Regions from separate parts of the Homo sapiens genome. Here region 1 is linked to region 2. Evidence: read pairs that join two places in POLR2A ChIA-PET (ENCODE). Cell type or tissue: GM12878. All regions are shown on one strand. Links, peaks and the distances in the headings refer to the core of each region. The heading gives the core; the rest is flanking DNA.

Evidence for each region. ChIA-PET counts read pairs that join two places held together with the same protein. Peaks named below come from ENCODE experiments on the same cell type or tissue, not always from the same donor. Only the 100,000 strongest peaks of a DNase experiment are listed, where the experiment ranks them.
Region 1: POLR2A ChIA-PET joins it to region 2 with 9 read pairs; 1 of 35 experiments calls an interaction of 5 or more read pairs at or near these places.

What each region holds. Positions count from the first base shown.
Region 1 is chr5:169,734,886-169,739,277 of GRCh38, reverse strand. The region is part of intron 22 of DOCK2 (dedicator of cytokinesis 2); the gene reads right to left. Among named protein-coding and RNA genes, the nearest start is that of DOCK2, 100 kb to the right of the region's middle. In GM12878, for the core only: no CTCF peak of the experiment used is centred there; no DNase peak of the experiment used is centred there; H3K27ac peaks cover 933 bases.
Region 2 is chr5:169,902,073-169,906,464 of GRCh38, reverse strand. All of the region lies in intron 27 of DOCK2 (dedicator of cytokinesis 2), which reads right to left. The region is part of intron 1 of INSYN2B (inhibitory synaptic factor family member 2B); the gene reads left to right. Among named protein-coding and RNA genes, the nearest start is that of INSYN2B, 76 kb to the left of the region's middle. In GM12878, for the core only: no CTCF peak of the experiment used is centred there; a DNase peak (open chromatin) is centred at 2,194.

The sequences.
Region 1 (4,392 bases), core at 102-4,101, 170 kb after region 2:
TGCCTCCCAGTTTCTGGCATAAACTGCAGCTAGAGACACAACGGCCCAAGAAATGCCAAGTTATTATTACTCTAAACTATGGTCATGCCAAGAGCATTGAACTTCATCCTTTGATTCCATGGCTTCCTGAAAAGGATAATTAACCCCAGGCTCTTCCACTGAGAGCCCTGACATTTGGTGTGTGTAGTTAAGTGATTTCTTCTTTTAACATTTTCCTTGCTAATGGTGCCAGTTTTAAAAATGCATGTGCAATAAAACTCTTTGTTTTGAAATTTGGGAACACCCAAGGAATGTGGAGATCAAACACACTGAGGTTTGAGTGCCTGGAGACCTCTTTGAGCAGTAGGATGACCAAGGGCCCACCAGGCTGCCCGCAGAGGACAGGGTAACAGAAGGAGCAATGGTATCGGTCACAGGACTGAGTGAATTCTAAACCAGACTAGCATTTACAGACATTCAGACTTTAGATCACTCCTGTCTGGGCCCTTGTGTCCTCATCTTTAGGTAAACTATTTACCATTGAGGTAATTCTCCAGGATTCTTATCTGGCTTCTATTGTCAAAGAGTTCTTCCTTACGTTCAGCAATAACACGTTACATACATGTTCCATACATACTGGCCCATAAGACTTAGCTTCTTTTTTAAGCACCTGAGTTGAAAATGAACATTACTATCTATTTCAGAACATGTATTGTCCAAAACCAAGCCTGTTTTTGGACAATAAAAAAACACCCTCTAGTTTCCAAGCACAGCCTAAAGGCCCCACTGGTGCCCAAGTCAAAGCCTTGGGCTAAGAAGGGACTATCTTGAATTGCTTGAAAGTTATTGAGTCATCAAGACCCATTAATTCCACCCCAAAAGCCATTTACCCCTCTCCATCTTCATCAGTACCATGGAGGACCAAGCCTCCATTTCCTTTCACCTGTGGGGGTCTCTGAACCAGTGTCCCTTCCCTCTCTCTTATTTTCTTTCAATCCAGTTTCTACATAATGGTCAGAGGGACCTTTCTAAAAACACAGATGCGATCATAGCATTTTCCTGTTGAAAATCCTTTAAAAATTCCTAAGTGGAAAAAACACACGCTACTTTCCCTCTGCTCCCATGCCGCAACCATGAACACAGAAGACATCTGTAACAAATGTGCGAGAGTCTATCCCCACCACCAAGCAAGCAATGAATTCTGCAGTGGACACAGCTGGTGTCCTCTAATTCAGTCCAAACCCAACATTATCTACCTGGAGAGAGTCAGATCCTATTGGGTGAGGGCTCAGTCCCCAGGACTGCCCCCCATTTCCAATGCCAATCATAAGCCCAGGTTGTTTTACCTGTGCCTCTGACCAACTGGCTATTAATTTGAGTTCCCAAAACTCCCTCCTCGGGTTTGATTAACTTGCTAGAGCTGCTCACAGAACTCAGGGAAACACATTTACCTATTTGATATAAAGGGTATTTATTACAAAAGATACAGGAATGGGGAGGAAGGTATGCGGAGCTTCCATGCCCGGTCCAGGAATGCCACCTTCCAGGAAGTGCCACGTGTTCAGCTGTCTGGAATTGCTGGGTTCTCTCAGAACCCAGTCCTTTTGTGATTTTATATAGGCTTTGTTATGTAGCATTGGCCATTGGTGATCAAGTTAACTTCAACCCTCTCCCCTCCCTATGGGGGAGGCTGAAAGTCTCAACCCTCTAATTCTGCCTTGCTCTTTCAGATGGCCACCCCTCATCCTGAAACTACCTAAGGGTTTCCAGGCTTCAGTCAACTCATTAGCATGCAAAAAGACATCACTTTTTGGAGATTCTAAGGATTCTAGGACATGTATGCCAGGAAAAAGGATCAAAGACCAAGTATACACTTCATAATATCACAGCTCCCCATTTCCCTAAGATAATTTCTAGAGGTCATGGCCTGACACTCAAGGTTCTTCAAGAGCCACCCCTTCCTACCCTTTTAGGCAATGTCCAGTCATTCTATCCCTTGGTCACTGAATTCCAGCCACCCTAGACTTTCCACAGTTCCTTTGGGTCAAACTCCCTCCTATCTCAGGGAGCTCCCTCTGGCTTTATTTTCACCTACTACACCCTCCTCCTCTTCACCTGCCAACTCCTACTCATCATTCAGGTCACAGCTTAGATGGTACTTCCTCAGAGAAGTATTCCTGACCCTGTGATGAAAGCTGATCTCTTCATAGCATGATCCCAGGGCACCTCACATGCATTTCCCCTTGATTTTACATGCACCCACATGATTATCTGCTTCATGTCTCTTCTCAACTACACTAAAAACTTTCATACCTTTGTCTAATTCCACTAGTCTGTCCAGTTCATTGTTATATTTCTAGTACCTAGCATAGTGGCCTACTCGATATGTGTTGGATAAACATGTGATTACTAATGCAAACCAAAGTTCTACCACTAGACACGTATTTGAACTTATTTTGAGATAGAAACTTTCATTATCTACTCATGTGCTTAAAAAAAGAAACTAAGTTTTATGGCCCAGTATGCATGGGACAGGTATGTGATGCATTGTTGCTGAATGTAAGGATGAATAAATCCTGAGTTAAAGGTGTTTTGGAAGCTACAGGCTTTAAGAGCAATTTGTTAAAAGTTAAGAAATACCCATATACTGAAAAATTGTTCACCATCTTTATATTCCAGGCTGAGAAACCCACAGATGCCTTCCAAAGTGGGAACACCATGACAAAAGCCCAGGTAGAAAATCTGGGCATGCAATGCACACAGCAGACAAAGGCTGGGGTGCAAACCAGTGCAGGGCATTTAACACACCCTGTGTGGACTTCTAGGGTTTAGGAGAGGTCACATTCTAACACTTACTGCAATGGAGAGGCACTAGAATATTACATTAAAACATATCAGAGGAGGAAAAGTTGATAAAAGAAGAAGGCCCCTGACCCAAACAGGTGAGCTTTAAAATCCAGGGCTGCATTTCAGCTACCAGACCCTGCTGACCCAGCTGTGCATACCTGGCCTGAAACCAGTGAAAAGACCCATCACTTTACCCCAGGAAGCAAGCCACGAGGGGTGAAAGAAATAAAAACTCAAAAATCATGGACTCTCAATTCTAGGAGAAGGGCTGTGATATGGTTTGGTTCCACATCCCCGCCCAAATCTCCTGTCAAATTGTAATTTACAATGTTGGGGGAGGGACCTGGCGAGAGATGATTGGATCATGGGGGCAGATTCCCTTCTTGCTGTTCTCATGACAGTGAGTGAGTTCTCATAAGATCTGGTTGTTTAAAAGTGTGTAGTACTTCCCACTTGGTTCTCTCTCACTCTCTCTCTCCCTCTCTCTCTCTCTCTCTCTCCCTCTCCCCCCTGCTCTGCCATGCTAAGGCATGCTTGCTTCCCCTTCACCTTCTGCCATGTTTGTAAGTTTCCTGAAGCCTCCCAGCCATGCTTCCTGTACAGCCTGTGGAAGTGTTGAGTCCATTAAACTTACTCTTTTCTTCATAAATTACCCAGGCTCAGGTAGTTCTTTATAGCAATTGAGAACAGACTAATACCGGCAGCTTTTACTTGGCTAAAGTAGGTGTGCTTAGGGTCTCCATAAGATAAGTTATTCAACTAACAAAAATGTGTTTTTGTTATTGTGCCAATGACGGTGCTGAGCATCTACTATGCACCAGTCACTGTGCAATTAAGGAATTTATACAAATAAATAAAAACTGACGTCTATACATGTAAAACAGAAACTGTGATATGTACTTCAAACACAAAATACGTGGGCAATGAAAAGGTAAAATAGGGAGCTTTGACCTAGCCAGAAAATACAGGGATAGATTCCCTGAGAAAGTGATGCTTGAGAGGACACAGGAAAGATAAATAAGAGAAAATTAGGTAAGAAGGAGAGGGAAGAGCAGTTCAGGTTGAAGGAACAGCAAGTGCACAGGCCCCACAGCAGAAGGGAGCTGAGAGAATCAGAGGAGCTGAATGAAAGCCACCAATTCCAGAGTGGAGAAAGACTTCTCCTTTCACCTAGGGAAGTCAGGTCAAAGGGGACCAGAGGGGCTACAGGGCCAGACCAGGAGACCCTTGCAGGCCACATTAGGTTTTGTCTTCATCCTAAGAAGAATAAAAAGAAATAAGAGGATTTTAAGAAGGTGAGTACTGTGATCTGATTTGAACTGTGGAAAGATCACTCTGACTGTAGGGTGAAGTTTAAAGACTTCCATTTCTGACAGTATGGTGAACAAAATATCCTGGAAAACCTGTCAGTGAAAACAACTATCAAAGCTGGATTTTAAATATAAGTCACTAAACTGTCAAGAAAGTAAGGAATACACCGAGGACAAACACAAAGCAAAGCAGGTCTCTGGGTACGTCAGAGCAATGCAGCCAGCTTTGCCCCAAAGGCGTCTGCAAGCCCTCGTG
Region 2 (4,392 bases), core at 141-4,140:
TAAAAATCTAAAAATCTCAGTTTGCTCCTATGTTAGAAGTGGGGATAACAGTACCAAGCCCAAATGATGGTGGTTTTAATTGAGATGAACGCCCGTTTGCTGGCTAATGCTTATTGAATGCTGGCCATGTGCACACACTGGCTTGGGAGCCTTTGAAATAATCAGTAGTCAGTACTATGATCATACTCATTTTACATATGAGGAAACTGAGGCTCTCTTAGCTGACAGTAAAGCTTGCGTTTGACGTCAGAAAGAACTTTCTGACTATCCACGGCCCCGGGCACAATGCCTGGCATGTAGTAATCGCTCATTGAGGATTTACTGCACGAATGAATGTAAAGAAGGTCGAACTCAGGACCGTTTGGTAACTCTTAGTGTAAGAAAAATGTCTTTGCATTCATTTATAATTAGTACCCCATCTACTTCCAACCAGTCAACACCTGCTGAGATATTAAACCTTGTGTAAGAGAAAATGTTGATGGGTAAAGTAGAATAGAGGCTTTCTGAACGAAGGCAACAGACATTTTAGATACAGTCAGGTTCAAGACAGCTGTTTTTAGGAAATCAGCTTGACTGTGAATGAATGTTTAGACATCCTCTTGTCAGAAAGTAAATCTTCCTGGCTGCTACATCTGCCCCAAAGTGTTCTCACTTTGTTCAAGTCCAAAAAGGACAGAGGACCAATCGCAGCTGTGGTGAGCCCTGCACACCTGGGTGGTTTGCAGTTCCTGGGTGCAGACGCTGCCATTTAGTGGCCCCTCCCAGAGGTGCTGTATGACAGCACACAGCCTGGATGGTTTGTCCAGTCCCTGCCTACCCCACACCCATCCCTCTCTATTTCAGTTCCATTCTGGACATCATTCAAGCCCGTATACAGGACTTGAAGAGCGAGTGACATTACCCTCAGAGAGGTGGGGGCATTAAATTATTTTGCCACAAACTGTCCTCTCCCAACATACTCTGCCTGGCAGCCTCGAGCTATTTATACTGAGGACCCAATTTTAAACCACTTCTTGCAGAAAGAAAAAGCAAGAGGTTGCCAAGGGGCAGCTGGCTTTCAGATGTGTTTGGTTTGCCCCCAGATGATTTTAAAAGCTTAATTCAGTCTCCAACATTTAAAAGTTGGGATATTTAACACAGAGTTCTGGCTTCTCCTGAAAAAAAAAAAAAACACTGGCTCTAACAGTACTGCTCCTGGGTTTCATTCACCAACTGGGGCTGCAGCTGACAGCAGGGGTCCCCTTTGTGGCACATTTCTCTCTGCCTAGCTTGCTCCCAGCTGGCTTCACCCACTTGTGTCACCCTGAAGCCATGTGAGTTTGCAACCCTTCCTAAACCCACTGTAGAAAATACATGCCAGCACCTCATATTTACTGAGCACTCTGCACGGCCTCCCTGAATCCTGACCTCAGCCCCATGAGAGTGTCATGACTACTATCTTCATTTTCATATGAGTGACTGAGGCTCAGGGAGGTTCAGTTGCTTAGTCAAGGTCACACAGCTAGGGAGTGGCAGAGCTGGGATTCAAACCCGGGTCTCTCGGGTTCCAGAGCCGGTTTCTTCCCTCACACTGAGCTGCTCCAGCCGTGGAGCAGTGAAGGTGCCATAGTCTTCTGGGCAGGCCCTCCCACACAGAAATGTGTTGCTACTAGGAGTGACTTGGGGATTAGCAAACCCACAAATTAGCTCCATACAGTGTCACTGATGGAAATTCCAATGTAGCTAATACAGTTAATGCTCGCTGAGCTGAGGCCACCCTCGGTATCTGTCAGACTTATTGTCTGTTTAAATGATGGGAAGCCTTCTTAAAGGACTGCGGGGCCCTCACTAGGGGGAGAGGCTGGTTGGAAGGCCTCCATGTGAATGAGAGAGAATGAGATGATGGTGCTGCTGAGGTCGCCAGCACTCTAAAGGCCTGAGCTCTCTGCCAACCCCTTCCCACCTCACTCCCTCAGGCCCTCCCCTGCCTGTCTGCACCCTTCCCCACCACCCCCATTAAAGGGAAGCTGCCCAGAAGTGAGACTTTGGAGAGGTGTTTGAACACACTGGTAGAAATTCCATAGACAGGTAGGTGATTTAGAGAGAACAAGTTGCTCTTTAAAAAATACAACACATCTCAGCTACTCAGCAAGCCCAGCGTTGCAAGAAAAAGGAAGGGACAACTAGCATTAAGACTGAGGGGAAAGCCCTCCTTGCTTTCAAGTACTTGCTTGAAGCCAAGCAGTACTGTCTCTTGGGAACCAAATCATCAGGCTTCTTGCCAAAGGCTAGGTCAGTATGCTGCTTTTACCCAAGAAAGTACAAAGGATCTAGGCAGCCCCAGAAAATGTCTTACCTTCTCCTCCCCTAAACTTTTTTTTTTTTTTTTTTTTTGAGACGAAGTCTTGCTCTGTTGCCCAGGCTGGAGTCAATGGAACGATCTCGGCTCACTGCAACCTCTGCCTCCCAGGCTCAAGCAATTCTCATGCCTCAGCCCTCCCGAGTAACTGGGATTACAGGACCACGCCCAGCTAATTTTTGTATTTTTTGTAGAGGCAGAGCTTCGCCATGTTGGCCAGGCTGGTCTCGAACTCCTGACCTCAGGTGATTCACCTGCCTCGGCCTCCCAAAGTGCTGGGATTACAGGCATGAGCCACTCCGCCCAGTTTCTCCTCCCCTAAAACCCACTGGAGGCTTCCACTGCTCTTAGGGTTAAGTCCAAACTTCCTGCTACAGTGACCGAGCTCTCACCCACCTTTCTCCAAACTTACTTCTTTTCTCCCCCTGCCCCGAGTAAGTTCGACCCTCTAGGAAGTCTGAACTTCTATCAGTTCCACAAAAGAGCCCTGCTTCCTCTTATCTCCATACTTGGAGGCCTTTGTACCTACTGTGTCCTGAAGTGACTTCCCTTCTCCCATCTCCCCACTTGTGCCCACCCGAACGCCCCCTGCCCCCCGGCCCCCGCTGGCTCCTACTCTCTTCCAAGCTCACAATAGACAACCCTGCCCTTGAGGAGGCTCCCTTAGCCACCAGCCTTCACACTCACACCACCACAGAAACATATCAGGGATGCATGCTGCTCCAAGGGACTCCTGCGGCACCCCGACTTCCTCTTGGTGGGTATTTACCACCCTGCTCTTAACTTTTTCCTTTTCCTTTTTTTTTTTTTTTTTTATTGTTGTTGTTGTTGTTTTTTAGAGATGGGGATCTCACTGTGTTGCTCAGGCTGGAGTGCACTGGCTATTAATAGGTGCGATCATAGCTCACTGTAGCCTCAAATTCCTGGGCTGAAAAGATCCTCCCACCTCAGCTTCCCCAGTAGCTGAGACTACAGATATGCACCATGACCACCTTACATTGAAATTCACCCCTTTCTTTCTTTTTTTTTTGAGATGGAGTCTTGCTCTGTCGCCAGGCTGGAGTACAGTGGCGTGATCTCAGCTCACTGCAACCTCCACCTCCTTTGTTCAAGCGATTCTCCTGCCTCAGCCTCCCGAGTAGCTGGGACTACAGGCATGTGCCACCACACCCAGCTAATTTTTGTATTTTTAGTAGAGACAGGGTTTCACCATGTTGGCCAAGATGGTCTCGATCTCTTGACCTTGTGATCCGCCTGCCTCGGCCTCCCAAACTGTTGGGATTACAGGCGTGAGCCACCACGCCTGGCCTCACCCCTTTCTTTTATGTCTCCCTCACTACTCTGTGGGCTCTGGGAGAATGTCTGAGCTCACTGCCGTGTCCCTAGTACCCAACCCATTTTCTGCAGATTAAGGGTGCTCAGAAGGATTTGAGGAAAAAATACAGTCAGGAATGAGGCTTCCCTCTCTGTGGAACACTCAGCATCATGCCAGGAACCCAGCTTCCCAAATGGCCCCAGGGAGCCTCAGCGGGGTGCAGTCTACAAAACAGCTGACCCTCAGTATTTCCCACTTTTCTCAACCCAGGTCAAGGCTGTCCCTTCCAGAAACCACTCTACTTGACCTTAATAGCCTGTGGCCTCTTGCTACAGAATCACGTAGTGGATAAGAGCATGACCCCTGGAGCACAAGGCCCTGCTGGACTATTCACTACTGTGGTGGCTTGGCAAAATCACTAAACTTCTTTGTGCCTCAGCTTTCTAAAATGTGGCTCACTGGGAACATGAGGATCATATAAAATAGCACAGCCTTAAAAAGATGGCCTCGTCCACAGTCACCACCAAGTGATGCTGGTTATCATTGTGCCTCTTTGCTCCTGTGACAGCTTTTCTCAGCAGTTCATCAGCTCTTTTGTAGGGGAGTTAAACACGACTAGACTAACTGGTTATTCCCCTCCTGGACTTTCCTTGACCTTTTCAGTGTTTTTGTGGTATTTCTGATAGATGGCATTAACCCTACAGATCAAGATGCAGCCTCATTTGTGTTTTTGGTTTCT